Linked DNA regions of Homo sapiens: region 1 is linked to region 2. Evidence: read pairs that join two places in POLR2A ChIA-PET (ENCODE). Cell type or tissue: OCI-LY7. All regions are shown on one strand. Each heading gives the region's core, and the rest is flanking DNA. Links, peaks and the distances in the headings are about the cores only. Region 1 overlaps LOC101927060 (a long non-coding RNA gene). Region 2 overlaps LOC101927060 (a long non-coding RNA gene).

What was found. ChIA-PET counts read pairs that join two places held together with the same protein. Peaks named below come from ENCODE experiments on the same cell type or tissue, not always from the same donor. Only the 100,000 strongest peaks of a DNase experiment are listed, where the experiment ranks them.
Region 1: POLR2A ChIA-PET joins it to region 2 with 10 read pairs; 5 of 35 experiments call an interaction of 5 or more read pairs at or near these places.

What each region holds. Positions count from the first base shown.
Region 1 is chr17:47,084,809-47,099,319 of GRCh38, reverse strand. All of the region lies in intron 1 of LOC101927060 (a long non-coding RNA gene), which reads left to right. Among named protein-coding and RNA genes, the nearest start is that of CDC27, 97 kb to the left of the region's middle. RefSeq lists an enhancer at 608-1,233. In OCI-LY7, for the core only: no CTCF peak of the experiment used is centred there; no DNase peak of the experiment used is centred there.
Region 2 is chr17:46,984,513-47,001,183 of GRCh38, reverse strand. LOC101927060 (a long non-coding RNA gene) reads left to right here. Exons shown (of 9, transcript XR_243711.6): 7 at 2,367-2,484; 8 at 15,223-15,382. It also overlaps a transcript of LRRC37A2 not described here. Among named protein-coding and RNA genes, the nearest start is that of RPRML, 14 kb to the right of the region's middle. In OCI-LY7, for the core only: no CTCF peak of the experiment used is centred there; a DNase peak (open chromatin) is centred at 9,393; H3K4me3 peaks cover 896 bases; H3K27ac peaks cover 2,272 bases.

The DNA of each region.
Region 1 (14,511 bases), core at 4,005-9,004, 100 kb before region 2:
TTGTTTTATCTTTGAAACTTTTTTTTTGAGACGGAGTCTTGCTCTTTCGTCCAGGTTGGAGTGCAGTGGCGCGATCTCGGCTCACTGCAACCTCCGCCTCCTGGGTTCAAGCGATTCTCCTGCCTCAGCTTCCCCAGTAGCTGGGATTACAGGCACCTGCCACCACACGTGGCTAATTTTTGTATTTTTAGTAGAGACGGGCTTTCATCATGTTGGCCAGGCTGGTCTCGAACTCCTGACCTCACGTGATCTGCCCGCCTTGGCCTCCCAAAGTGCTAGGATTACAGCCGTGAGTCACCGAGCCCGGCTCATACTCTTGGTTTCCTCTGCAGACTTATTTCCTCTTTTGCTCCTAAAAACATTAGTATTTGCCTTCCCTTGACCCTTTCTCCTCTCACCCTGTGCAGTTTCTGAGGAGCATTTCTAAAAAATTATCAATCTTCTGTTTATACTTCTTCATTTGGGGAAGTACCTCAGCATCTACCCATAATTATCTGTGTCTCAATTATGTCCAGTCTACAGTAAATGTACTCATTCTGTGGCCACTCAGGTCTTTAAAAAAATAATCTTTAGGGCCGGGTGTGGTGGCTCACTCCTGTAATCCCAGTGCTTTGGGAGGCTGAGGCAGGTGGATCACGAGATCAGGAGATTGAGACCATCCTGGCTAACACGGTGAAGCCCCGTCTCTACTAAAAATACAAAAAAACAAAATTAGCGGGGCGTGGTGGTGGGCGCCTGTAGTCCCAGCTACTCGGGAGGCTGAGGCAGGAGAATGGCGTGAACCCGGGAGGTGGAGCTTGCAGTGAGCCGAGATCGCGCCACTGCACTCCAGCCTGGGCGACAGAGCGAGACTCAGCCTCAAAAAAAAAAATCTTTACTTAGAATCTTATCAAGAGTTTTGTGAAAGCTCACATAAATTATATTCACATATTTATTTTCTCAGAGAATTTGGGTGAACTGGTGTGGTGTGATTTCCACTTTTAGAATCCATGTTGTCTTTTCCTCAGAAGGTTATTCATGCTGGTATGTCTTCTGAGCCCATCTTTATTAGAGATTTGCCAGTTTGGGCAGTTTGAAGTTGCAGCCTACTTGAGTGGATGGGAGTTACTTTGATGACAGCATTTTTTTGTTCATTTTGGTTCAGCACATATTTGTTGAGTACCTAATATGCCAGAAGTTGAGCAAGGAAAATGTTGATAAAGGAAAAGTGGATTCTATCCTCCTGGCATTTAGAGAAGGTCACTCATATGACCGTCAGCTAATATGTTCTGTCCTGCAGTTTAATAATTTATACTTAAATGCCTTTAAAACACAGAGAAGGGGCCAGGCGCAGTGGCTCACACCTGAAATCCCAGCACTTTGGGAGGCCGAGGTGGGCGGATCACTTGAGGTCAGGAGTTTGAGACCAGCCTGGGCAACACAGTGAAACTCCATCTCTACTAAAAATACAAAAATTAGCCGGATGTGGTAGCGCACGCCTGTAATCCCAGCTACTTGGGAGGCTGAGGTGGGAGAATCTCTTGAACCCGGGCAACAGAGCTTGCAGTGAGCCGAGATGGTGCCACTGCACTCCAGCCTGGGCAACAGAGTGAGACTGTCTCAAAAAGCAAACAAACAAAAAACCCATAGAGACTATTTTGGGTCTTCATGACTACCTGACATCTGACATGTCAGTTTGAGGAATTTAGTATATTTAATGATGCATTTGATTCACTATTAGTGATTTGTATGTTTTAAAGAGTAATTTAGATAGCTTTTTCCCCTCTATCTTCCCCAGTAAATATTGAAGCAAATAAGAATTATATATACCAGCTGTCTTGCTTTTTATCCACTGTTTATATCCTGTTTATCAAGTGACCCACCCAGTTTTATTTGGCACTAGCTTTTTATATATTTAAACTGTCTCTGAGGTCGCTTTGCATTTTCTTTTTTTTGAGATGGAGTTCTGCTTTTGTCGCTCAGGCTGGAGTGCAATCTTGACTCCCTGCAACCTCTGACTCCCAGGTTCAAGCGATTCTCCTGCCTCAGCCTCCGAAGCAGCTGTGAGTGCAGGCATGCGCCACTACGCCTGGCTAATTTTTGTAAGTTCTTTTTTTTTTTTTTTTTAGTAGAGATAGAATTTCACCATGTTGGCCAGGCTGGTCTTGAACTCCTAACTTCAAATGATCTGCCTCCCCTCGGCCTCCCAAAGTGCTGGGATTACAGGCGTGAGCTACTGCGCCCGGCTTGCATAATTTTCTTGGAAGCTTTTTTTTTTTTTGAGAGAGAGTCTTGCTCTGTTGCCCAGGCTGGAGTACAGTTGTGGGATCTTGGCTCCCAGCACCCTCCACCTCCGGGTTCAAGTGATTCTCTTTCCTCAGCCTCCCGAGTAGCTGGGACTACAGGCGTGTGCCACCACACCGGGTAATTTTTGTCTTTTTAGTAGAGTCAAGGTTTCACCATATTGGCCAGGCTGGTCTCGAACTCCTGACCTCAGGTGATCCATCCACCTTGGTCTCTCAAAATGCTGGGATTACAGGCGTAAGCTACCGCATCTGGCCTCTTGTAAGGTTTTAATTGTTGTTTTGCCTGCATAGGTCTTAGTGCCCCTGACCACTTTATGGTCTTTTATTGTTTTTCCTCATTTGCACTATTCTTCTGTTTTGAGGAAAGTTTTTCATCCCACTTCCCCCTTTCCATGCTCGTTAGAAATTTAAGATTTTTGGTTGAGGCTGGGCATGGTGGATCACACCTGTAATCCCAGAGTTTTAGGAGGCCAAGGCAGGAGGATTGCTTCAGGCCAGCAGTTCTAGACCAGCCTGGGCAACAGAGTGAGACCCCTGTCTCTACAAAAAATAAAAACAATTAGCTGAGGATGGTGGCACACGCCTATAGTCCTCATTACTCAGGGGGCTGAGGCAAGAGGATCACTTGATTGAGCCTAAGAGTTTGAGGTTACAGTGAGCTCTGATCACACCACTGCCCTCGAGCAGCCTGGGTGACAGTGAGACCCTGTCTCTAAAAAAAATAAAATAAAAATTTTGGTTGGGCACCTGTTTTGATCTATTGCTCTTAGTAAAATATTTAGAAGTCCATCCATATCTACGCTTTGTATGGCACATTTGCTTTTTTTATTTTTATTTTTATTTTTGAGACAGGGTCTTTCTCTGTCACCCAGGCTGGAATGCAGTGGTGCAATCATGGCTCACTGCAGCCTCAACCTCCTGGGCTCAAGTGATCCTCCCACCTCAGCCTCCCAAGTAGCTAGGACTAAAAGTATGTGCCACCATGCCCAGCTACTTTTAAAATTTTTTTGTAGAAATTGAGTCTTATTATATTGCCCAGGCTGGTCTCAAATTCCTGAGCTCAAGTAATCCTCCCACCTCAGCCTCCCAAAGTGTTGGGATTACAGGTGTGATCCACTGTTCCCTGCTATTTTTTTTTTTTTTTTTTTTTTTTGTAGAGATGTGACCTCCTTATGTTGCCCAGGCTGGTCTTGAACTCCTGGGCTCAAGCAGTCCTCTCTCCTTAGCCTCTGGAAGTGCTGGGAGTACAGGTGTGAGCCACTGCACCTGGCCCTAAACATTCTTGTGTAAGTTTTTGTTTGGATACCTCTTTTCAGTTCTCTTGGGTATATTCCTAAGGCTAGAAGTGCTGGGTGATATGGTAATTCTAACTTTTTTAGTAACCACCAAAACTATTTTCCAAAGCAGCTGGACGATTTTGTATTTCTAGCAGCATGTGAAGGTGCCGGTTTCTCCACAGTCTTGCCAACACTTTGTAATTGTCTATCTTTTTTTATTTTTTGATTATAGCATCCTAGTGGATGTCAAGTGGTATATCATTGTGGTTTTGAATTGAATTTTCCTGATGACTAATTATAAGATATCTCCCTCCCTCCCTCCCTCCCTTCACTCCCTCCTTCCCTCCCTCGCTTTGCTCTCTCCTTCCCTCCTCTCCCTCCCTCCCTCCCTTCCTTCTTTCCTTTTTCTTTTTTTTCATTTTGACAAAGTGTTGCTCTGTAGCCCAGACTGTAGTGCAGTGGCACGATCACAGCTTACTGCAGCTAAGACCTACTGGGCTCAAGTGATCCTCTCACCTCAGCCTCCCAAGTAGCTGGGACTAGAAGTGTGTACCACCACACCCAGCTGGTTATTTATTTATTTATTTATTTATTGAGATGGAGTCTCACTCTGTCACACAGACTGGAGTGCAGTGGCGTGACCTCAGCTCACTGCAGCCTCTGCCTCCTGGGTTCAAGAGATTCTCCTCCCTCAGCCTCCCAAGTAGCTGGCTCTACAGGCCCTCGGCTAATTTTTGTATTTTTAGAAGAGATGGGGTTTCAGCATTTTGGCCAGGCTGGTCTCAAACTCCTGACCTCACGTGATCAGCCTGCCTCAGCCTCCCAAAGTGCTGGGATTAAAGGCATGAGCCACTGTACCTGGCCTTTTTTGTATTTTTTGTAGAGATGGGGTTTTGCCATGTTGCCCAGGCTGGTCTCAAATTCCTGGGCTCAAGCAGTCCCTGCACCTTGGCCTCCCAAAGTGTTGGGATTACAGGCCTGATCCCCTGTGCTCAACTTGATGAGATCTTTTCATGTGCTTATTGGCCATTCATATATCTTCTTTGGAGAAATGTCTATTTAAATTCTCTGCACATTTTAATTTTATTTTTATACACCTATTGTTTTTTAGGCTAGGTCTTGCTCTGTCGCTCTGGCTAGAGTGCAGTGGCCAATCGTAGTTTTCTCTTTTTTTTTTTTTTTTTTTTTGAGATGGAGTCTTGCTCTGTCACCCAGGCTGGAGTTCAGTGGCACTATCTTGGCTCACTGCAATCTCTGCCTCCTGGGCTCAAGTGATCCTCTGCCTCAGCCTCCCAAGTAGCTGGGATTAGAGGCACCCACCACCACGCCCAGCTAATTTTTGTATTTTTAGTAGAGATGGGGTTTCACCATCTTGGCCAGGTTGGTCTTGAACTCCTGACCTCATGATCCAGCCGCCTTGGCCTCCCAAAGTGCTAGGATTACAGGCGTGAGCCACCGCACCTGGCCCAATCATGGTTTCTGGAACCTCAAACTCTTGGACTCAAAGGTTCCTTCTGCCTCAGGCTCATGAGTAGCTAGGACTACAGGTGTGTGCCACCATGCCTGGCTAATTGTTTTTTTTTATTATTATTAATTTATTTTGTAGAGACAGGGTCTTGCTATGTTGCTCTGGCAGGTCTCAAAATCCTTGCCTCAAGGGATCCTCTCCTTCTGGTGTGAGCCACCGTGCTCAGCCTTTGCCCATTTTAAAATTGGATTCTCTTTTTATTGTTCAGTTGTAAGAGTTCTTTAAATATACTAGATGCAAATCCCTTGTGAGATACATGATTTGCAAATATTTTCTCCCATCTATGGGTTGTGTTTTCAATTTCTTGATGGTGTCCTTTAACATACAAAATGTTATAATTTTGATGAAGTCCAATTTACTTGTTTTTTCCTTTGTTGCATGTGGTTTTGATGTCAGGCCACCAAATGAAATGAAGATTAGCTTTTGTTTTCTTCTAGGAATTTTATTGTTTTAGCTGTTACATTTAGGTCTATAATCCATGTTTAAATTTAATTAGAATTAATTTTTGTGTATAGTGTGAGATACAGTGGTCCAACTTCATTCTACCGCATGTGAATATTCAGTTGTCCCAGCATGGTTTGTTGAAAAGACCATTGTTTGTTTCTTGTAGAGATGGGGTCTTGCTTTGTTGCCCAGGCTAGTCTCGAACTCCTGGCCTCAAGCAGTCCTCTTGCTTCGGCCTCCCAAAGTGCTGGGACTACAGGTGTCAGCCACAGCACTTGGCTTAAAAAGACCATTCTTTCCTCCACTGAATTCTCTTGGCATTCTTGTCAAAAAAATCAATTGACTGTCAGTGTAAGGGTTTATTTCTGAACCCACAATTATATTCCATTGATCTGCATGTTTATCCTTATACCACTACCACACTGTCTTGATTTCCGTAGCTTTGAATTATGTTTTCAAATCAGGAAGTGTGAGTCCTCCAGCTTTGTTTTTCCTTTTCAAGATTCTTTTGGGTATACTGGGATCCCATTGGTGGTTCTGTAGATCAATTTAGGGAATATTGCCATTTTAACAGTGTTACATCTTCTAATCCATTCTCATCCATGAACATAGGATGTCTTTCCTTTTTTTTTTTTTTTTTTTTGAGACACAGTTTTGCTCTGTCATCCAGGCTGGAGTGAAGTACAGTAGTGCAATCACAGCTCACTGCAGCCTTAAGTAGGTTCAAGTGATCTTCCCTCCTCAGCCCCCCAAGCAGCTAGGACTACAGGTGCATGCCACCACACCTAGCTCATTTTTGTATTTTTTGTAGAGACGAGGTCTTGCCATGTTGCCTAGTCTGGTCTTGAACTTCTGGGCTCAAGCAGTCCACCCACTTCAGTCTACCAAAGTGCCAGGATTGCAGGTGTGAGCCATCACACCTGGCCTTTCCGTTTAGTTAGGATTTCTTTAACTTCTTTTGGCAATTTTTATATATTTCAGAGTATAAGATTGTCACTGCTTTTGTTAAATTTATTTCTGATTATTCTTTTTTTGTTTTGAGACAGAGTCTCATTCTGTCACCCAGGCTACAGTGCAGTGGTGCAATCTCGGCTCACCGCAACCTCTGCTTCCAGGTTCAAGTGATTCCGCTGCCTCAACCTCCTGAGTAGCTGGGATTACAGGCACCCGCCACCACACCTAGCTAATTTTTGTATTTTAGTGGAGACAGGGTTTCACTATGTTGGCTAGGCTAGTCTCAAACTCCGGACCTCAAGTGATCCGCCTGCCTTGGCCTCCCAAAGTGCTGGGATTACAGGTGTGAGCCATCGTGTCCGGCTTTCTATGTGTTTTTTTTTTTTTTTTTTGGATACTATTGTAAGTGGAATTTTTAGAAACTTTTCATGTTCAGAGTGCTTATTGCTTGTGTATAGAAATACGATTACTACTTGTATATTGAGCTTGTATCCTGTAACTGTGTTGGATGTGTTTATTGGGTCTAATAGTTTATTTGTGGGATTTTCTTTGGATTTTCTATATACAAGATTATATCATCTGCAAATAAAGGTAGTTTTACTTCTTTTTTTTTTAAGCCTGAGTGATTTTTATTTCTTTTTCTTGCCTATTTGCCCTGGCCGGAACCTTCAGTGCAGTGTTAAACAGAGTGGTAAGAGTGGATATCCTTGTTTTGTTCTTGACCTGAGAGAGAAAGCATTCAGGCTTTCTCCATTAAGTATGATTTTAGCTATGGGGTTTTTGTAGGTATTCTTTTTTTTCTCCTATAGGTATTCTTTATTAGGTTGAAGATGTTTTCTTCAGTTCCTACTTTGTTGAGTGTTTTTATCATGAAAGCAAGTTGGATTTTGTTAAGTGCTTTTTCTGCATCTATTCAAATGATCATGTGGTTTGTATCCTTTATTAATACCGTGTATTACATTAATTGATTTTCAGAAGTTAAACCAACCTTGAATCCCTGGGATTAAGTCATACTTAGCAATGGTGTATAAGCCTTTTTATATGTTGCTGGATGCATTTTGCTTTGTTGAGGACTTTTACATCTGTATTCATAAGATATATTGGTCTGTAGTTGTCTTGTGATATCTGTGTCTGGTTTTGGCATCGGAGTAATAATGGCTTTATTGAATGAGTTGAGATGTGTTCTTGGCTTCATCTTGGACTAATTTTGGTTGAACTTTGAACATTCATTTAGCAATCAAATTCTAATTGCCTAATTACTGAATGAAGATAATAATTAAAGGTATAACTGTTTTTTTGTTTGTTTGTTTGTTTGAGATGGAGTCTCGCTCTGTTGCCCAGGCTGGAGTGCAGTGGTGTGATCTCAGCTCATTGCAACCTCCGCTTCCCAGGTTCAAATGATTCTTATGCCTCAGCCTCCCAAGTAGCTGGGATTACAGGCACCCGCCACCACACTCAGCTAATTTTTGTTTTTAGTAGAGACTAAAAATACAAAAATTTTATCATGTTGGCCAGGCTGGTCTCGAACTCCTGATCTCAAGTGATCCTCCCAAATCGGCCTCCTCAAGTGCTGGGATTACAGGTGTGAGCCACCACGCCCAGCCTTTTTGTTTATGTTTGTTTGTTTTAGAGATAGGGTCTTCCTATGTTGCCTAGGCTGGAGTACGGTGGCCTATGGTTTCAAGCACTCCTCCTGCCTCAGCTTCCCAAGTAGCTGGGACTAGAGGCACATGGCACACCCAGCTTGGTTGCCTTCTCCCCGCTCCCCCACAAATAGGGTCTTGCTATTTGTCCAGACTAGTCTAGAATGAGCCTCTCCACCTCAGCCTCCCAAGTAGCTAGGATTACAGGCACATGCCACCACACTTGGCAGTCAACTGTTTAAAAAACATCTATTATTTAACATTCAGGGTAGAGGTTCCAAGTATAGAACTTTAGATCCTTACTGCCTGCTTGGTTCCCTGGATTTTTTCTCCTAGTTTTATTTGGGGTACTTACTTTGTTATTTCATTTTGGTTATGCCTAAATAACACCCAATTTTAGCATTCCTGGGATGATTTAGGCAAGCTTCAGAAAAGAGGCCAGAAGAAAATGGAATTGGAAGCATAAAGCCACTAAAATTTTTTCATTGTTCTCTGATCATTTTTTAGCTTTGGATTTTTTGATCATTTAACGTATCAATGAGTAGAAAGGATTTTTCTTGACTACCACATAGCTTATAAAGTGACCGAGTATTCTTTCCTTAGAGATTCTACAGTGTTTAACATTCATTAGGTACTCAGTATGTTTATGAATGAATATATATTAATGGTAGGGCTTTAATAGGGTCTTATTTTACTGAAAATTGAAGACATTCATTCAAATTTAGATTACAAGTATTTGTGTTATGTTATAAACATTTAATGCCTTGGCCTAAATATTAACAAGCATGGTCATATTTTGGCATTGCCATGGTATGTATTCTGGGAAGTGTGAGTAGGATTTGGAACTTGGTGTTCACTGATTCCAAACACCTACTCTTTTCCAATAAACTGTATTTTTAAAGTGAGAAAAAAGATGTTTTTCTATTCAATTTAGTATTAAAATTCTCCTATTCTTCTAGAGATAGCTGGAGGCAAGTTCTCCCTATGGAATATGTGGGGCTGGGGTAGGGATGGGAGGGAGACCATGTCTCAATACATTGTACTTTTCTGATCCTTCACTCTTCTGGGTTTTGTTTTGTTTTGTTTTTGTGACAAGGTCTTGCTATGCTGCCCAGGCTGGAGGCAGTGGCTCAATCTCACTGTGCACAAGGCTCACTGCAGCCTTGACCTCTTAGGCTCAAGCGATCGATCCTCCCTTCTCAGCCTCCTGAGTAGCTGGGACCACAGGCTTGCACCACTATTCCTGGCTAATTTTTGTATTTTTTTGTAGAGACGGGGTTTCACCTGTTGCCTAGGCTGATCTTGACTCCTGAGCTCAAGCAATCTTTTTTTTTTCAGAAGGGGTTTCACTCTTGTCACGCTGACTGGAGTGCAATGGCGTGATCTTGGCTCATTGCAACCTCTGCCTCCCGGGTTCAAGCAATTCTCCTGCCTCAGCCTCCCAAGTAGCTGGGATTACAGGCACCCACCACTACTATCTGCTAATTTTTGTATTTTTAGTAGAGACAGGGTCTCACCATGTTGGTCAGGCTGGTCTAGAACTCCTGACCTCAAGTGATCTGCCCGCCTCAGCCTCCCAAATGCTGGGATTACAGGCGCGAGCCACCGTGCCTGGCCTCAAGTGATCTTTTTGAAAGAGAAATTAATATAACATATAGAATTCGAACATTCTAACCCCAGTTTGACTTTTGAAAGGAAGAAAAGTAGACAGAAAATTGATTCACTCTGGAGGAGCTACTCTGGAATGGCAGTACTTTAAATAACCGAGAACCTTTCACTATTAACTTTGCCATTTCCTTTATTCTTGAAACATACCAGAGTCTTATTCTCTAAAAAAGACAGAGTAGACCGGGTGCGGGTGCTCACGCCTGTAATCCCAGCACTTTGGGAGGCCAAGGTGGGTGGATTATCTGAGGTCAGGAGTTTAAGACTAGCCTGGCTAACATGGTGAACCTAGTCTCTACTAAAAATACAAAAAAATTAGCTTGGCTTGGTGGCAGGCACCTGTAATCCCAGCTACTTGGGAGGCTGAGGCAGGAGAATCGCTTGAACTGGAGAGGCAGAGGTTGCAGAGAGCCGAGATCGCGCCATTGCACTCCAGCCTTGGCGACAAGAGTAAAACTCCGTCTAAAAAAAATTAAAAAGACACAGTAACTAGGCTAGTGTTTTGTTCGAAATCTTCGTGCTCAAATTCCATGTCCAGTCGTACAGCCAGCCAAGAACTGTAAGCCATTTCCATATTTCTTTGTCATGCCATTTTTTCTCCATTAGAATACTTCAGTTAGGTGTTTTTAAAATATAAACATTTGGGAATTAGACATGATAAGGCATCAGCTAAATCTCTGTCATATTGTTTATATTTTTTGCAAATTTACTTGTAAACTACATGTGTGCAGACACCATTAGAAATTGTTTTACAGTTAAATCACGTGGTAGTTCCTATAAAAAGGGAAGGATAATCTAGTTGGAGACCAGTCGTATACATGACATGACTTGGAAATAATAGCACAAACAAATAACAAAATAAGAGGATCCAACTAAGCTTGAAGAATACAAAGTAGTGAATTGTGAGGTACGATGCACAAGGAAAAACTTTCCTGGAGAGACGTGGGTTTCAGTGTTTATAAGATGCTTCTGGGTATTTTCAGGTTGGAAATTTGCATAGGGTATGACAATTACATTTCTTTTATTGTGCTAGGCAGAGTATATAATATGTATATGTTTACCATGTTTGATGAAAAATCTGACTGATGGGTATTGAAAGGAGTTTAAAGTACCTTAAATGATTCTTTAAAGATTGAGTGTATTTTAAAACATATCTCAGTCTTAATCTTAAACATGTAAAACTGTAATGTACAAAAAGAATAATTTATGAGCTGACTTACAGAAAACAAAATATATCAAACTACTAAAGGTAGTTTGTTTGTTTATTTATTTTTGAGACAGAGTCTCACTCTGTCACCCTGGCTAGAGTGCGGTGGCATGATCTTGGCTCACTGCACCCTCCACCTCCTGGGTTCAAGCAATTCTCCTGCCTCAGTCTCCCACATAGCTGGAACTACAGGCCCATGCCAACACACTCGGCTAATTTTTTTGTATTTTTAGTAGAGACGGGGTTTCACCATGTTGGTCAGGCTGGTCTTGAACTCCTGACCTCAAATGATCTACCTGCCTCAGCCTCCCAAAGTGCTGAGATTACAGGCATGAGCCACCACGCCCAGCCTAGAAGTGTCAATTTATCAAGTTCAAAAGTATGGGCTTTGTGTTAAAGGTACAGTCAGCAAAATCCACAATGTAGGATATTCTAGAGGACAGATAGCGCTGTCTCTTCCACAAATTGTGAGGAAGGAAAAGGAGGAAGAGGAGGTGCGTGTTACAAGCTTGAGATGTATTAACCAAATGAATTGTGTGGATATTATTTGATTCTGATTTGGAGAAAACAACTGAGACAGTCCAGGAAATTTAACCAGTAACTGGATATTTTACATTAAGGAATTATTATTTTTTAAATTATGAAATATATCTGTACCTATTTTTAAAGACCTTACATTTTAGAAACACATACTGAAATATTTAGAGGTAATGATGTGATGTTGGGAATTGGCTTAAAAATAATTCATAGGGGTAGGAGATAGATGTTATAGATGAGGGTGGGATTCACCAAAAGTTGATAGTTGAAATTAGTTGTTGGTTATGTGGGAGTTTATTACCTTTTAGCTTGTATTTGTAAATTTTCCTTCAAACAGGGTCTGAGATAAATAAAAGAGCGTGAGGGAAGATGAGGATTGCTTATATTGTTTTATAAGATTAACATGGATTGCCAGGTTCTGTGTGACCTGGCCCTGCCTACCTGTATCCATTGTCAAGTTGAATGAATTCTTTTCATTGTTCACTGTTGGAGCTCTAACAACATAACCATTGTATACATGTCGTTTCTTCTTTGTGACACACCACAGTTCCACCTAGTATCTTCTGCTCCACATCCCCAACCCCTACCAGTTTGCGCATCCAAGTCCTAATTTATGCTTCAGAGGTCTGTTTAAATGTTTGTATCACAAGTCTTTCTAGATCCCCCAGTCTAAATCTGACATAGTTAGGATCTCTTATCTTACATTTTATATGATTATTTGATTATTAACATCTATCTTCCACATTAAATTGTGAACTTGAGCCACAGTTCTTTTTGTATCTTTTTGTATCCCTCATCTAACTCTTGGTAACTAATAGTTGTTTAAATACTTGTTAAATGGAAGGAAGGAGGATAGAGTGAGTTCATGGTGGGCTAAATGCTTGGCTGAAATAAACTACCAAAAATACACAAATTTCATTTCTGTATTAGAGGTAACCTGGTCTAACCAGTAAGATAAAAGTGCTGTGTTCAATTTCAAGGGTCTGTCAGGATGAACTGGCAGTCTAGATATAATTGGTTCTAGGGCTGGGCACGGTGGCTCACACCTGTAACTCAAGCACTTTAAGAGGCTGAGGTGGGCAGATCACTTGAGGTCAGGAGTTCGAGACCAGCCTGGCCAACGTGGCAAAACCCCATCTCTACTAAAAATACAAAAATTGGCCAGGTGTTGTGACAGACCTGTAATTCCAGCTACTCAGGAGGCTGAGGCAGGAGAATCGCTTGAACCCGAGAGGTGGAGGTTGCAGTGAGCCGAGATGCTGCCACTGCATCCAGCCTGAGTGACAGAGCGAGACTCCATCTCAAAAAAAAAAAAAAAAAAAAAAAAAGAATGGGCTCTGGTACATTTGTTCCACATTACTACAGGTATCTATAGGAAGCTGACACAACCTAGGTCATGTGACAGATGAGAATGGGTTAAGACGAAGTGTGTATCCAAGTTTCTTCCTGCGTTTTACTTTACAACTAAAATGTGGGATATTTAACTCTGGACAGTTTGGTTCTCTTCTTTTTTCCTCTTTGTGCTTTATTACCTCCATCGTTTCAAATTTGGGGGTAATGTCACTAATAATGCAATGTCTATTCTACTAGACTACCTTGATTTTTCTGTTTAGAGTGGAACTTTTAAATGACTGTAAAGTTCAAAGCTCAAGAAACTCTCAGAATATGGCTTGTTGCTAACTGAAAACACTTGTTTCCTGAATTTATCTGAGAGGTTTTTCTTTAATCTTATCCTGTTTTTCTTCCTTTTTTGTACCTTTTTGGTATGGAATTTAATCCATGGTTATAATGACTAAATAAATTGTTATTCTTATCTAATACACACATTTTAGGTTGCAGTTAGGATTACATCATTGTATGGCTATCACAACTTTGTGAAGTAGATGTTGTTCTTATTTCCAGAGATCAATTTATATGTTTAGGATCATATAAAGTAAGTAAAAGTGAGAACTTGTCTCCTGATCTTTCCTCTATTTGTTTCACACTGCTTTTGAGCTAGGTAGTGAGTACTTGCGAGTCAAGGAGCAAAATATGAGTTGAAAAGAATTCCCACTCAGGTGATCATTACAGTACATACAGCGCATACTTTTGTATGGACTGGGATAAAGCACACAGTAAAATCAAATGTTCTAAGGCATTCTAGTGTCCTACCCAGACACATAATTAAAACAGTTATTTTACTAATAGCACAGAAACAAGCAACAGGAATGAGTTGACTCATCAATGTCAGAATCCACATGATTTTCTTCATTATTGATAATGACTGTATTAGAAACCAAGTCCTCATTGTATTTAAAGTATCATTCTACAACCTTAGTCCTGTGTTCTTTCCTGAAGTCTGTATAGTATAACATTAAACATGTCCCTAATGTTCAATCAATGTCCCTTGTTGAGCTGTAAATTGTCAGAGTAATAAATTTACCTTTTGAATGTTAAGGAGGAAGTCTTATCTTTACCTCTGATAAGCTGAGTTTGTATGGCTTGTTTTTAAGGAACACAAGAATGTGAAGCTTTTATTCTTGTGATATTATTTTGTGATGCTCTGCTCTGCCACTGGAGTATGAAAGCTAACTTACTCCAAACTTGTTAACTGTACACCTCTCACGTTTAATAACAGCTTAGTTTTCTGCTCATATTGCTGGCATTTTGAACACAAGATACTTTTTGGACACTTGAGTTGAGGTTTTCCATTTTTCATTGGAGATGATCAGAGTTTGAGCCAGCATTATGGAAGAACAATACTGTAACAACTTTCTCCTAGAAATCACTTCCAGTTCTAAACCATCATATCACAGATACACTGGTAAAATGAAACTTGTTCATAAATTGGGAATTGTTAGTATTCCTTAGTGCTGCCTTGCCTTTCTTTAGTTATTTATTAACCATATTATCCAAAACATATTATCAGGAGGCTCACTTTGTATTGTTATTTAGGGAAATACCTGTGTAGGGGATGTAAGACTTTCATTAA
Region 2 (16,671 bases), core at 6,297-11,296:
CTTGGGCCTTGGTCTCTGGCTCCTTATTACGCCTTGTTGGTCCCCGAACACCGGGAGTGCAGGAAGGTCGCCCAGACTGGAGTTCTGTGGCACCATCTCGGCTCACTGCAACCTCCACCTCCTAGGTTCAAGCGGTTCTTCTGCCTCAGTCTCCCAAGTAACTGGGATGACAGGTGCCCACCACCCCGCCCGGCTAATTTTTGTATTTTTAGTAGAGACGGGGTTTTACCACATTGGTCTGGCTGGTCTCAAACTCCTGACCTCATGATCCACCCGCCTCAACCTCCTAAAGTGCTCCCAGATCTTTTTAAAAGAATGTCCTACTCCAGGGAGGCAGCAGCCATAGTTCCCTGTTATCTGCAGGGCTGATATGGAGGATTGCAGATGGCACCAAAGAGTTGTGGTTCTCAAGGTGACTTTGGAAGGCCTCCCACCTTGCCTGAAACCCACGATTATAAAGCAGGTCAAAGTTGTATCATCAGATGCTGCAAGTCATAAGTTAGCATGTCAGTGAGAAAATGACCTACTGAAGGGTCATTTTTATAGGAGAGAGGGAAAGGAGAGAAGGTTCAATTGAGGAGTAGAGAGACATGATGGTGGAGTGCCCATGGGGTGCTGCAATGGAAGCTTCCCCCAAAAAAGTAATCGTGGGCCGGGCACGGTGGCTCAGGCTTGTAATCCAGCACTTTGGGAGGCCAAGGTGGGCAGATCACTTGAGCTCAGGAGTTCGAGACCAGCCTGACCAACATGGCAGAACCCCATCCCTACTAAAAATACAAAAATTAGCCAGGCATGGTGGCGCACACCTGTAACCCCAGCTACTTGGGAGGCTGAGGCAGGAGAATCGCTGAAACCCGGGAGGTGGAGGCTGCAGCGAGCCAAGATCGAACCACTGCACTCCAGCCTGGGTGGCAGAGCAGGACTCTGTCTCAAAAAAAAAAAAAAAAGCAAAAAACAAGCAATTGTCAACATACATTGAGCCACCACAGTGTGTGAGGCATGATGCCGAACACTCTGTGCAGGGAGCCAGCTCATCTTCACAGCACTATTTTATTTTATTTTATTTTATTTTATTTTATTTTATTTTATTTTATTTTATTTTATTTTTTATTTTATTTTAATTTTATTTTATTTTATTTTATTTTATTTTATTTTATTTTATTTTATTTTATTTTATTTTATTTTGAGATGGAGTCTTCCTCTGTTGCCCAGGCTGGAGTGCAGTGGCGTGATCTCAGCCCACTGCAACCTCCACCTCCCAGGTTCAAGCGATTCTCCTGCCTCAGCCTCCTGAGTAGCTGGGATTACAGACACACGCCACCACACCCGGCTAATTTTTATATTTTTAGTAGAGAAGGGGTTCCACTATGTTGGCCAGGCTGGTTTCAAACTCCTGACCTCAAGTAATCTGCCTGCCTCAGCCTCCCAAAGTGCTGGGATTATAGGCGTGAGCTATAGTTCCAGGCTGACAGCACTCTTACTAAATAAGAGTGGTTAAGAAACTAAATGCAGAGAGGTTAAGAAACGCCTAACAGGCCTGGCATGGTGGCTCACGCCTGTAATCCCAACACTTTGGGAGGCCAAGGTGGGCGGATCACTTGAGCCCAGGAGTTCAAGGCCAGCCTGGGCAATATGGCAAGACCCCGTCTCTACAAAAAATTACAAAAATTAGCCAGGCATGGTGGCGTGTGCCTGTAGTCCCAGCTACTCGGGAGGTTTAGGCAGGAGGATCCCTTGAGCCTGGGAGTTCAAGGCTGCAGTAAGCTATGATTGCACTACATCCTGGGTATGAGAGGGACACCCAGTCTCAAAGAAAAAAAGCAACTGTGGACACACATTGAGCCCTTCTGGTGGGTCAGGCACGATGCCAAACACTGTATGAAGGGCGTCATCTCATCTTCACAGCATTCTTAATAAATAAGCTGCAGAGAGGTTAAGAAACGCCCAAAGTCACAGAGCTGGTAGGAGGCAGTGCAAGGATTTGCATCCAGATTTGACACTAACGTGTGGGCCTTGCTACTGCTCTATAGTACCTAATTAAACGGAAGTGTCCTTCTCGATTACTTAGTTCATGTGTTGAACTCGTTGGTGTTGGTAGCAGATGGTGAGTATTGTAGTTCAGCTTTCTGGAGAAAACTCGTCAGGCTTCAAGAGAATGTTAAGCATCCATGATGGTCTGGGAGGGAGGTTCCCTCTCCACCTCTTCACCTCTTCACATGGAGCATTTACAGTGTGTGAGTTTCTGTGCTAAGGATGATTCTTCCATGATGACAGTATCTGAAGTGCAGGTGGGCAGAGGCCAGCAACAAGGAATTGAGGGGCCAGTGAGGCAGCAATTCAGTGACATTGTTCATTTGCACTCACAGGGGTCTGTCACACGCAGCCCAACTCAACTGGAGTCCTGAGAAGGTGAACAGACCAGGATGGATGGCCAGGGAACTCACCAGAAGTCCCCAGGCATCAGAACAAGGTCGAAGCATCCTGGTGAGCAGATAACACGTGCCCATGTTTTGTGGGGGGAAGTCCTCCAGCAGTTTCTCCTTCCCCTTGGCTTTGACCTGGCCTACCTGGGATTATGCAGTTGGTTCTCCAGGTCAGGTGCCTCAGGGAGGTGACCCTTCCTGTTCTGGGTTCTGCAGAAGCCGACAGCTCTGGGCTTGTGCCCATCAAGCACTCTTCTGCCCATTTTATACTCTTGTGGACGCATGGTGGTGTTGATACAGGCCCCGAGTTAAAGGATCCATGGCTGCACGTGACAAGACAAAGCAAAAGCAGGCCAGAGTTAAACACGCCCCTTGGGTCCCCTCCTTCACTTCATAAATGGGAAAACCAAGGTCTAGGCAGGGAAAGGGGCTCAGCCAAGGCTACATACACAGCACACTCACGGCCGAGCCGGGATTAGGACTCCCAGCATACCCCGTAGCCTTCTCTAATAAGAGATAGGCTGCTGGGTTCTTCTTTATCAAGTGTTGGTCACTCATTATTTCTCTCTGTGTTTCTTAAAACAATTATTCTTTAATATCGTTATATATTCAGTAAGTGTTCAAATTTCCAACTGTTTTATGTCAGAAAGCATTTTCTAACATTTTGATTAAATCAAGATCCAAATAAGATGCACACAATATGATTAGTTGATGTCTCTTAAATCTTTTAATCCATGGATTCCTCTTCCATCTTTCTCTTTTTCCGTTTATTCTTTTTTTTTTTTTTTTTCAGATGGAGTTTCACTCTTGTTGCCCAGGCTGGAGTGCAGTGGTGCGATCTCAGCTCACTGCAACCTCTGCCTCCTGGGTTCAAACAATTCTCCTGCCTCAGCCTCCCGAGTAGCTGGGATTACAGGCACCTGCCACCATGCCCGGCAAATTTTTGTATTTTTCATAGAGATGGGGTTTCACCATCTGGGCCAGGCTGGTCTCAAACTTCTAACCTCAAATGATCTACCTGCCTAGGTCTTCCAAAGTGCTGGGATTATAGGCGTGAGCCACCACACCTAGCCTTCCTTTATTCTTGAACCAGCCCTACCATGCATCCTGCAGATATTACCCACGGTCTGGATTTTGATTATTGCAAATCCATGATGTCATTTATACACATTTCTCTGTCTTCTATATTTCCTATAAGTGGATAGTTGGATCTAGAGGCCTGATCAGATTAAGATTTTGAGTTTTTGGCAAGACTTGTTCTTAGTAGGTATTAGGTTTTTCCACAGAAGGCACAGAATGTCTAGTGACTTCCTTTTTGTGACATTAATAGCTATTGACATTCCATATCTAGACCAGTTACTTCACTGGGGGTTAGAAATGGTGATATTCTTTTTTTTTGGTGAGGTGGGGAGACAGAGTCTCACTCTATCACTTAGGCTGGAGTGAAGTGGCAGGATCTTGACTCACTGCAACCTCCGCCTCCTGGGTTCAAGCGATTCTCGTGCCTCAGCCACCTGAGTAGCTGAGACTACAGACATGTGCCACCACACTTGGCTAATTTTTTGTATTTTTAGTACAGATGGGGTTTCACCATGTTACCCAGGCTGGTCTCGAACTCCTGAGCTCAAGCAATCAGACTGCCTCCGCCTCCCAAAGTGCTAGGATTACTGACGTGAGCCACTGTGCCTGGCCCAGAAATGGTAATATTCTAATTCTATCATCCTGTCTTCATTTATTAGCTGGATTACTTCTAAAGAGAAACTCCTCCTCGTTAACTATTCCATGACCTGGAGTCTTATCTCATCAATTCTGGGAGAATTCTGGGTACATGGATTATCCCCACTTCCATGTTAGGCCAGAGGTCAGAGGGGCTGAAGGAACTGTCACCAGCAGAAGAATTGGCTGGCCCCAGTCAACCGACAAAATCATAATAAATAATTAGAAAGTGAGGGCTGGATGTGGTGGCTCATGCCTGTCATCCCAGCGCTTTGGGAGGCCTGAGCGGGAGGCTTGCTTGAGGCCAGGAGTTTGAGGCTGCAGTGACCTATGGTCACACCACTACACTCCAGCCTGGGCAACAGAGTGAGACCCTGTCTCTAAAGAAATTAATAATAAAGTGGTTGTTTTAAGGCCCTAAATCCAGCAGCAGCCCATGGGTGGCAAAACCAGGCCTAGGGGCCCCTGGGCCCTTTCCTACCTTCACAGGAAGTCAGACCTGCACAGAGTCATCAAGAGCATGCAGTTCAGCCTCACCATGTGCAGATGGGACAGCTGAGGACTGGGAGGTGTAGTGACTCATCCAGACTTGGACACATAACCCAGGTCATGGGCATATCCTTAAAGGAAACTCCTGAAAATTCCTTGAGATGGGTTTCAGTGTCTTGGCTGGTTGGGCCTGATGTTCTCACTCTAAAGCCTGTACTTGTAAGTGCTTGCACTAGGCCCACCATTCGACCTGATCTTATTTCCTGTGGTGTTCTCAATGCTGATAACAGATGCTTGGTAAATATCTGCTTAAATGAGTCAATGAATGAAGGAGCCGTTGTTCCTGTATGTCAGGAATGGGCTGCTCCTGGGGAAGATACTGGTGGCATTGGGATATCCAGAGAGCAGCCACTCTGGCAGGCCCAGGGCAGAAGCCAAGGGCACAGGGGTAAGTGGGAAGCAGGGAGTGGGAGGCAAGCAGCAGACCTCACTCCAGGAAAGCAAGCAGAGTGGGAGGCCTGCCATCCATCCTGGCAAGGGGCCAGCCAAGGAACAGAATCCTGCTGAGTGGGGAGGCAGCATGGATGGGGTTCCAGCAGGTAGCAGGGACCAGCCACTGAGGTGGGCCGAGGACAGAACTCCAGTTGCAGGATGGAGCAGGCCAGGCCCCTCCTCCTTACACTGGGCAGGTGACCAAGGCGGGAACTCAGGACCAAGGAGCAAATCCTACTGTATCAGATAGGATTCAGTTGGGTTGAGAAGAATGAAAACCCTCAAATATCACTGGCTCAAACAAGTTTGAAGCTCAGTTTCTCTCTCATGTTTAGCTGTCCTGAGGGAATCATTCCAGAGCCAACAGGGTGCTCCATGATGCAAAGGGAGAAGGGATCTAGGCTCCTGTCTTATTGCTCTGCTAACCACAAACATGACTTCTACCCCATGGTACAATATGGCTGCTGGAGCTCAGCCTTTCCACGCTATATTCCAGGCATCAGGAAGGAGTATGGGAAGGAGAAGAGTACTCTCCTTTTTTTCCCCAGAATTGCACAGACTGTTTTATTTACACTTTTTTGGCCAGAACTGAGTTACATGGCCATGCCTAGCTGCAAAAGAGGGTTGGAAATGTTGTTTTCCTTTAACATATTCATAAGCCTAGCTAAAAATCAGAACCTGTAGCTGAAGAACAAGAGAACATACCTCTAGTGACTCAAATTATGACACAAGGCAGAGGTCAACCAGGGAACTCACAGTTCAGGCCCAGGGGGCTCGGCTGTAGCCATTTATACCCCTGCTGCCCTAGGTCCTGGGGCTTAGACAGCATAGGGTCATATGACTCCCACTGTGGGAGGGAGGGACCGTGGAGCTTAACCAGCTTAGCCTGGCTGTCTGAGTACCTGCAACCATAGCAACAGTGGGTATTGTTTGGGGGAGTGGGGGGACAGTCTCACTCTGTCACCCAGACTGGAGGGCAGTGGCTTGATCTCTGCTCACTGCAACCTCTACCTCCCAGGCTCAAGCAATTTTCCCACCTCAGCCTCCCCAGTAGCTGGGACTACAGGTGCACACCACCATGCCTGGCTAATTTTTTGTATTTTTAGTAGAGACGAGGTTTCACCATGTTGCCCAGGCGGGTCTCAAACTCTTGGACTCAAGCAATCCACCCACTTTGGCCTCCCAAAGTGCTGGGATTACAGGAATGAGCCACTGTACCTGGACTTTTGTGTTTTTTTTGTTTTGTTTTGTAGCTAACCCAGCATTAACCCAGGAAGAAGCCCCAATGGCAAGAAAGTAGGGTTAGTCTGCTCATTGGCAGGGACAGGCACAGACTCAGAGGCCGACAACTGCTTGATGCTGAGAAAAGCATCCTCAAAATATGGGTCAAGGCCACGGACTGCCTTTTCCCAGGAGGCAGTGATGTGGCTGATGACAGCTTCTTTTTTTCTTTAAAATTTTACTGTAGACTAGCATTCATATAGAAAAGTACATAAATCATAAATGTACAGCTCAATGATTTTCACAAAATAAACACACCCAAGTAGCTAGCACCCAGATCAAGAACTAGAACATTATCCAGAACTTCAGAAGCCTCCCCCATTCCTTTCTTCCTGTCCTCTTCCCACCCTCCCCACTCTTCAACTCCCAACCCCCACCAGCATTTTTCTTTTTTTTTGAGATGGAGTTTCACTGTAGTTGCCCAGGCTGGAGTGTAATGGCATGATCTCAGCTCACTACAACGTTCGCCTCCGGGGCTCAAGTGATTCTTCTGCCTCAGCCTCCTGAGTAGCTGGGATTACAGGCGCCCCCCACCACACCTGGCTAATTATTGTATTTTTAGTAGAGACGGGGTTTCACTATGTTGGCCAGGCTGGTCTCAAACTCCTGACCTCAGGTGATCCACCTACCTCGGCCTCCCAAAGTCCCGGGATTATGGGCATGAGCCACCACGCCCAGCCCCCACCAGCATTTTTGTAAATCAGTGCAGGTGATTCCACGGTATAGTCAATGTTGAGAACCACTACTTTCATAACAATGCTTCTCAAACCTGGCTGCACATTAGAATCCACTGGGGAATGTCTGTCTTTTGAAGTAGAAGATGGAACCAACATAGCTAAGAAGGCAGTGTGGCACCTGCCATGGACCAGCTGTGTGACCTTCAAGGAGTTCCTTCAACTCTCTGAGCCTCATCTGGGAAATGGGAACACTCTCACATTCCTGCAGAGTTGGGGCTGAGAGATAGAGGATGTCAGCCCGGGCACATGTAGGGCAATTCTGATACATGGCAGCCACTGTTGTTTTTATTAAGAGTGAGCAGCCCCACGAAGACTTGAAGCCCTCACTTTCTCTACGCAGATGGAACCCATTCTGGGAGTAGGGGATACAGGTTGTGTTGATGAGAGGTCACAGTCCTTCTAGGGAACACAGAAAAATTCCAAGAGCAACAGAGATTCCAAGCCAAGGTGGACAGCATCAGAGACCAGTGGCTGCGGATGAACTTGGGCAGGCCCAGCTTTGGCAAAGCCAATCCTCCTTTGGCAAGAACAGCAAGAAGCTGATTGGCTGCAGGCTGTGACGCTAAAAGCTGCTTATGGAGAAATAAGCAACTTTTGTTGAGCACCTCCTATGTGCCAGACACTATGCATGCCTGCCTTAAATCCTGGGGGTAGGCAGACTGATCCCTTTTTAACAGTTGAGGAGCCTGAGGCTTGGAGGCTGCAGTGCCTGACTTCCTCACCAAGGAAAACCTGTTGTCCCATGAGCCTGGGATCTGCCTCTGTTGGGATGCATGCCTGAAGGCATGCTGCACACATGAGTGACCTGGGGATGTGTTGTTTGATTAGATGCTCCTCTTTGTAGTTTTGCCTAAAACAAAAAGTACATGGCTTTTTAAGCTATTGACAACTTTATTTTTTGCATTTATTATAAGATACCATGTTCATTGTAGAACATCTAAAAAATACAGATAAGCAAAAAAAAAAAAAAAATCAAAATCTCTCCTAGTCCCAGCCTACAGAGATGGCCACTGTCAGTTTGGGCATATATTTTCATACATGTGAGTCTGTTTGCATGTGTGTATAGAAACTTACCAGAAAGGAGTCACATGCTACACATTGTTAGAAAATCTTCTTTGTCTTCAGTTAATAATATATAGTGGCCATCTTTCTGTGTCACTACATATTCTTTTTTTTTTTTTTTTTTTTTTTTGAGATGGAGTTTCACTCTTGTCTCCCAGGCTGGAGTGCAATGGCACAATTTCAGCTCACTGCAAACTCTATCTCCCAGGTTCAAACGATTCTCCTGCCTCAGCCTCCTAAGTAGCTGAGATTACAGGTGCCCACCACAATGCCTGGCTAATTTTTGTATTTTTAGTATAAACGGGGTTTTACCATGTTGGCCAGGCTGGTCTCAAACTCCTGACCTCAGGTGATCCTCCCAGCTCGGCCTCCCAAAGTGCTAGGATAATAGGCATGAGCCACCGCACCTGGCCTCATTAAATATTCTTCTACAACAGTGGCACTGCATTAGAACCCCTGGGGAAGCTTTAAAAATATCAATGCCTGGGTTCCACCCCTAGAGTCAAATTTAATTCATCTGGAGTGGCCTGAGCTTTGGAATTTTTAAAAACCCCCCAGATAGTTTCAGTACGCAGCCAAACCTAACAGCTGCTGAACTAAAACATTTTTTTTTCCCGAGACGGAGTCTTGCTCTGTTGCCCAGGCTGGAGTGCAGTGGCACAGTCTCGGCTCACTGCAACCTCCACTTCCCGGGTTCAAGTGATTCTCCTGCCTCGGCTTCCCACATAGCTGGGATTACAGGTGTGTACCACTACACCTGGCTAATTTATTTATTTATTTATTTAGTAGAGATGGGGTTTTTGCCATGTTGGCCAGGCTGGTCTCAAACCCCTGACTTCAGGTGATCCACTCGCCTCAGCCTCCCAAAGTGCTGGGATTACAGGCATGAGCCACCATGCCCAGCCAGCATTATTTTTCAACAAGGGCCTTGCATTCCATTTGCAAGGTATGTGTTGTAATTTGATCAATCCACTTTCTTGGACATTTAGCTTGGTTCCAATTTTTATATCATTATAAACCAGGAAGTAGCAAACTTTTTTCTGTAAAGAGCTAGGTGGTATTTGTTTTGGCCTTTGCAGGTCACAAGTTCTCTGTTACAACTGCTGAATTCTGCCATTATGGCAAAAAAGCAGCCACAGATCATGTGTACATGAATGCACATAGCTGTGTTTCAATCAGACTTTATTTAGAAAAACAGGTGGTGGCCAGATCCAGCCTGTGAGCCACGGTTCACTGAACCAACTCTGTATAAACATTGTGTAGTACATCTTCATGAAGCTAAACCTTCTAGGATGAAATGATCATTTTCTTGTGACAGTGGTTTTATACTGTTTATTTATTTTATTTTATTTTATTTTATTTTATTTTTTTGAGATGGAGTTTTGCTCTTGTTGCCCAAGCTGGAGTGCAATGGTGCAATCTCAGCCCACTGGGTTCAAGCAATTCTCCTGCCTCAGCGTCCTGAGTAGCTGGGATTACAGGGGTGCACCACCACACCCGGCTAATTTTTTGTATTTTTGATAGAGATGGGGTTTCACCATGTTGGCCAGGCTGGTCTCGAACTCTTGACCTCAGGTGATCCACCCACCTCGGCCTCCCAAAGTCCTGGGATTACAGGCGTGAACCACCGTGCCTGGCCTATACTGTTTCTTTTTAGAAGTAGGACCCTTCTTTAAATGAAACTTAATAAGGCTCATGTAAGCAACAGATAAGAAGTCATTCTGTTGGCATATTTTATAAATTCAAATATGCAGTATTTAGAAGACCAGTTAGGGGTCTTCTAGACCAGTTAGACATCATCTCAAGATGACATCTCAGAAGATGATGACTATAGTTTTAAATCAGCCTCAGTACCAGTGACATTCAAATCAAAGTTTTGCAGAACTAGCAAAGCACCTCTGTAGAACCCCACGGTTCCACCAGGAACATAATTTGAAAACCATTGCAATGGGATAAATTCCTGGAAGTGGAATTGCTGGAGCAAAGGGCCTGAACCTTTTAAAAGCAGTCTGTGGCCAGGTGTGGTGGCTCACACCTGTAATCCCAATACTTTGGGAGGCCAAGGCGGGAGGATTGCTTGAGGCCAAGAGTTCAAGATCAGCCTGGACAACATGGTGAAACCCTGTCTCTACCAAATATATGAAAATTAGCTGGGTGTGGTGGTGCATGCCTGTAATCTCAGCTTCTTGGGAGGCTGAGGCATGAGAATTGCTTGAATCCAGGAGGTGGAGGTTGCAGTGAGCCGAGATCGTGCCACTGCACTCTAGCCTGGGCGACATAACAAGACTCTATCTTAAGAAAAAAAAAAAGCATTTTGTGTGTGTTGTCAAATTGTCCTACAGAAAGAGAGAAATAAACGTGTTTCTAATACTCAAATGAGTGTGAACACCTTCCTGCATCCAGCTGGCCTTGACAGGTGAATGCCCTGGACACTGGTTCCTGGTGTGGTGTGAACCATGTCCTTCCCTTGTCTTACCCCTTACAACGACTGGGGGAAGATCCTTCAAGATTCTCACATTGTACATGCTCAACAAAGCTTTCAACAACATCAATAGTGTGATCACTTTATTCTTGACTTAAGGACATTGGCAAAGATCTTTATGATATGTTATCAGGTGAATTACATAGGACCCTTTGTGTAACTGATAAAAAGTTATCTTGAGGTAGCTGAAGCCATAAAGGGGGATTTAATTTAATACCTTATGTCACCAGACTACAGGAGCGTCCAGGGTTCTAAAAGTTGGGGCTTTCTTTCACTATTGTTTTGACTCTTCTGTGTCTGGGACTTCACCCTTTCTGCCGCAGATAGGTTTTCTCTATCTTTCCACTGTGGAGAGGAATATAATAGGCCTGCGTCCCTATAGCCTTGTCACTGGACAGAACAGAGCTCTTTTCCACCACCTCCGTGTAGAAATTCTCAGGGAAGATTTCAGATTGGCCCACTTTGGCTTATCTTTTAATTATTCCTTATGGTGTAACAACCCCAAAACGGAATGGCTTAACAATAACCATTTAATTATTTCTCATGATTCTGTGGGGTTTTGGGCTCAGCTGCAGAGCTCTGCTGGTCTCGCTCTGTCATTCATGGGACAGGAGTGCCCAAAATAGTTTCCCTAAATGTCAGGCACCGTGGCGAGGATGGCTGAAAGCTAGAAACTTGCCCTGTTCACACGCTGTCTCTAAATAGCCAGCTTGGGCTTCTTGGCATGGCAGCTGGGTCCCAAAAGTGAGTGTTTGAAGAGGACCAGCCCCATTGTGCAAGCGCTCACCAAGCCTCTGCTTACATTACGCTTTCAGTTGTCCCACTGGCCAAAGCCAATCACATAGCCAAGCCCAGCATCACTGTGGGAGTGACGATACAAGGGTATGATACCTGGGGTCAGGGACCCTGGTGGCCACCAACCAGCCTGTCGTGGGTCACATCCCTGTCCCTGAGCTAATCATCAAGGTCAGGCAGAAGAGTACTAAGATTGGCTCAGCCTCAATCATGCATCCCCTTATATCTGGGGGGCAGGGGAAGCCTAATTGGCAGGTCCCACCTTAACTGGTTGGGATGGGGAAGAGCGATTCCTCAAAAGAAAGCAGATGATGTTTAGAGCAGACAAAACAAGGGGCAAGATGTCTTTACAATTCTGAGCACAACTTAGCCAGAGCCAACCTGCCTTGTGCTTGTGTCCCGCCGTGGGATCTGTTCGAAGGGGGTAGTCCCCAGCAGTTGTCCTGACCTGAATATGTTTCTATTTCCTGCCTTCACAGACCCTGAAGCAGGTGACAGGAGTCCCTACAACACGTTCTGTCCTTCACCGGAAAGGCATCTGACTAGCATGCCTACTCAAAAGTCCTCCACCTTGCAGAATCTGCATGGAGTCCTTGGCTATGCTAGCAGAGTCTGAAAATGATTTCCTATGCTCGAGCAGGGGTTGGCATTGCTAAACTGCTGAGGGACAGAGTGAAACACTCATTTCCTGTGTTCTGTTGACCTGCGTCCACAGTGTCCCCTCTGGGTGCCCCCCACATGTTATGTCTTCCTCTATTCGCACCTTCTCACCGTTTATCATTATCTAGTTTCTTTACTTGTCTTCCTCTCCAGACTGAGCTCCTTGAAGGCAGGGACTGGCTTTCACTGTGATTCCCTAGCACTTAGCTGGACACAGAAGATGCTCAGTACGTGTTCAGTGAATGGGTGAACAAGCTGATGACTTCTAAACCTTTATCTCCAGCCCCAGGGTGCCTAAGTTCCCCGGCCATGCCTCCAACTGTCTGCCTGACACTGTCACGTGCACATCCCACGGTCACCTCAGACTCATCATGTTCAACCCTGAGCCCCTCAACTCCACCTTGGCCTGACCACTCCGCCCACTTGTTCACTCCCAGTGAAGGCCAGAAATCTGGGAACCATTCCTCAGATTCACAGGCTCCAGAATCCCCTCCCACTTTCCATCTCCTCTTTCCCTGCCTTTGTTCACCTGCATCATTGCCTTTTTAAAAAAATGACATGAAATACACATAACATAAAATTAACAGTTTGAAAGTGAACAATGTCTTGGCAATTTTGGCAATTTGTGCATTCACAATGTCCATCACCACTTCCAAAACATTTCAGCACTCCAAAAGGAAACCTTGTACCCATCAAGCAGTTGCTCCCCAACTCACCTCTCTCCCCAGCCCCAGCAACCACCAATCTTGGTTCTCTCTTTGGATTTACCTTTTCTGGGTATTTCATACAAATGGAATCATACAGTATATGTTATTTTTTGAGTCTGGCTTCTTGCACTTAACATAATGCATTTGTTTGTTTGTTTGTTTGTTTTTTGAGACAGTCTTGCTCTAGTTGCCCAGGCTGGAGTGCAGTGATGCAATCTCGGCTCACTGCAACATCCACCTCCCAAGTTCAAGCGATTGTCCTACCTCAGCCTCCCGAGTAGCTGGGACTATAGGCGTGTGCCACCATGCCTGGCTAATTTTTGTATTTTTAGTAGAGACACGGTTTCCCTGTGTTGGCCAGGCTGGTCCCAAACTCCTGACCTCAGGTGATCTGCCTGCCTCAGCCTCCCAAAGTGCTGGGATTACAGGCATGAGCCACAGCACCCGGACTTAACGTAATGTTTCTGAAGTTCATCCACATTATTAAAGTATGTGTAAGTATATGCTATAAGGTTTATAGCATGCACACATACTTCACTCCTTCCTATGAATAATATTCCATTGTATGGATAAACCACATTTTGCTTATCCCTTCATCTAGTGATAAATAGCTGGGCTGTTTCTACCTTTTGGCTGTTGTGAATAGTGCTGCTATAAACATGCATGTGTGTATATTTGCTGGAGTGCCAGTTTTCAGTTCTTTGGGTATATACTTAGAGTGGGGTCACTCATCGGGGCCTTTTGCCTTGTCTATTGCAGTAGCCCCCAAACCGGCCTCCTAGAGCCAGTGCACTCTGTCCTCCATATGGTTGCAAGAGTCTTCACCATTTTCCTTTCTTTTTCAAAAAATATAATTTTTTTCTTATTGTAAACTCTATTGTCAAATTTTTTAATGCGAAAAAAGAGTTGTTTTATTTTTAATCTGGGGAAATGTAAATGCCAGGCTGATCGTGTGTCTCCCCTGTGTTTTGGATGAAGTCCTGAGCGTCCTGGCGCCCACATGCCTCTTTAGCCATCTCTTCTGATGTTCTTCCTCACCGCCTCCCCATGCCTGTTCCCCTGCAGCTACAGTTATTATTATTATTATTGTTATTTTTGAGATGGAGTCTCACTCTGTTGCCCAGGCTGGAGTGCAGTGGCACCATATTGGCTCACTGCAACCTCCGCCTCCCGAGTTCAAGCGATTTTCCTTCCTCAGCCTCCTGAGTAGCTGGGATTATAGGCATGCACCACCACGCTTGGCTAATTTTTGTATTTTTAGTAGAGACGGGCCACCGTGTCAGCCAGGCTGGTCTTGAACCCCTGACCTCAAATGATCCGCCCACCTCGGCCTCCCAAAGTGCTGGGATTACAGGTGTGAGCCACCCCCCCTGGCCTGCAACTATAGTTATGCACTCCGCCAGCCTCTGAGCCACTGCACATGCTATTCCTCTGTGGGACTGCCCTTCCTGCCCTTCCAGTCTGATCTGTCCCACTTACCTTCTCTGACTCAGCTCTCCTTGTGACTGTTCCCCCCAGCAGGTCACACATACCTGAAAGTGGCCAGGATCACTGTGTCCAGGACAGAAGGAAAAGGAAGACGCACATAGGATGCAGTTAGGTTTCACTGATTGACCATAAGCAGCACTGGTTTTACCTCTCACTTCTCCGCGGTCTCAGATAGTCCCCACAGTGTCTAAGCTAAATAGGGAACCACCAACCCACCCAAGCTCCGTCATTAGGAGTTGGCATCTTGCTACATTCCCTTGTTGTGACGGCTGGCAGTGAAGCTTGTGAACAAATGGGCAACCCATAAGGAGCTTTCTCTTCCTTTTTCCTTCCTCCAGGCTTGTTTTTTCTACTCGGGAAGCCAGATGCTTTAGAGCTTAATTACACCCTACAGTTGGAAGCGCAGAATGTCAGAGCTGTAAAGGAAGGACCTTATTATAAATAATAGTTACTAGCATTTATTGAGCACTTACTCTGTGCCAGGCACTGCGCCAGGCCCGTTTCCAGGCATTACCTCATTTAACCTTCCCAACAATTCTAGGAGGCAGTTACCATCATCATCATCCCTGGTCTATAGGGAAGGAAACTTAGGCTTGGGGAGGCTTCGGGGCACTTCCTAAACTGTGCTAAATGGTACATAGTGGCACAAAATATTAGTCGGTGTTGGCAAAAAAGGATTCCATTGATAAATGCTGAATCCCGCATCCCCCCCTTGCCCCACCCCCAGGGAAATTCACAATGTACATCCACATACTAAAGGTCCTGAGAAGTCCTATAGCAATGAAATCTGTTTAGGTCAATGTCTACTCTGTTGCAGACCTCGCAGAACTATTTATCCAAAGAGCACAGTTTGGAGAACGTAGGTATTAACCAACTTTCTCATTTTACAGATTAGGGTACCAGAGGCCCAGGCAGTACTTTTGGGGTAGACGAGGTACAGACCTTTGGCTCCTCACTGTCTTCAAGCCCACAAGAAGCATAGAGCAGAAGAAGACAGAGGAGGGCCCATCTGGCCCACTACCTGTTCTTGTAAATAAAGCTTTATTGAAGGTATTCTGATTAAGCTCCCATAGTTAATGAATGAGCCAATGGAAGCCCAGAGAGGATGGTTCACTTGTCCAATGTCACACAGTCAATTAGGGGCAGAGGCAGAAGTAGATCACAGATGTCCAAAATCCAGGTATTCTGTTGGGTTGTGAGCTCCATGTCACCTGGGATGCCTGTCTCATTCTCCACTGTGTAGAACTTAGCCAGGCACTGCTCCCTGTCTGCTACTGCATAGACACCCAACCTGCAAGGCATTTCTTTAAATTTTCTTTTTTTTTTTTTTTTGAGATGGAATCTCACTTTGTCTCCCAGGCTGGAGTGCAATGGTGCGATCTTGGCTCACTGCAACCTCCGCCTCCCAGGTTCAAGCAATTCTCTTGCCTCAGCCTCCTGAGTAGCTGGGATTACAGGCGTGCACCACCACGCCCAGCTAATTTTTGTATATTTTAGTAGAGACAGGGTTTCACCATGTTGGTCAGGCTGGTCTCGAACTAGTGACCTCATGATCCACCTGCCTCAGCCTCCCAAAGTGCTGGGATTACAGGCATGGTTGGCCTGAACTGCCTGGGTACTTCCCTCTGCCTTCAACCTCTGTAGGTAAACTGAGCAGGGGCCAACCTCGAAGTCTCTTAGGGGTCAAAGGCTGAACAGGGCAATCCATGTTTATTTCAATTCCGTACCAGATGCAGTAAAATGTCATTAACTTTCCCTCTGCCAATTTGAAACGTGAGATCATTTGGACAGGAACTGGGCAAACAGGCAGCAGGCTACCTTTGCCCATTCCAGGAAAAGCGTGCCAAACAAATGAAGAGTGTAAACCGGGTCCTAGGGGGGTTGTTTAAAACCACTTCAGAAAATAAATGATGTCCAAAGGCTCTTGGGCCTCCCTGAAGTACACTCTCATATAGTGGTCATCTATTTACTTGTTTCTGAAGGTGTCTGGGTGGTTTACAGTTGAATATGCAAATAAAATCATTCTTATCTCTTCATTAAAATGGCTCATACAAAGAACACTTATTGACAAACGTGAACAATTTAAAATCTCTGCAGATTTAAGCATTTTCCTTCTGGCGGGTCCATCCAGCAAGTGATACTAATTAGGAGCTTTTATTAACCTTGAGATCTGGAGGAGGGGGACTTCTTACTGACTCTGGATGGCTCAGGCATGCCAGAGGGCTAAAGGTTCATCTAGAAACAGCTGCAGAGACAGCAGGGCATAAAGCTCCGGGTGGCAGCTCTTCCTGGGGCAGCCGGACTGCCCAGATGGCCCTTCCAGAGCTGGGAAATGCAGA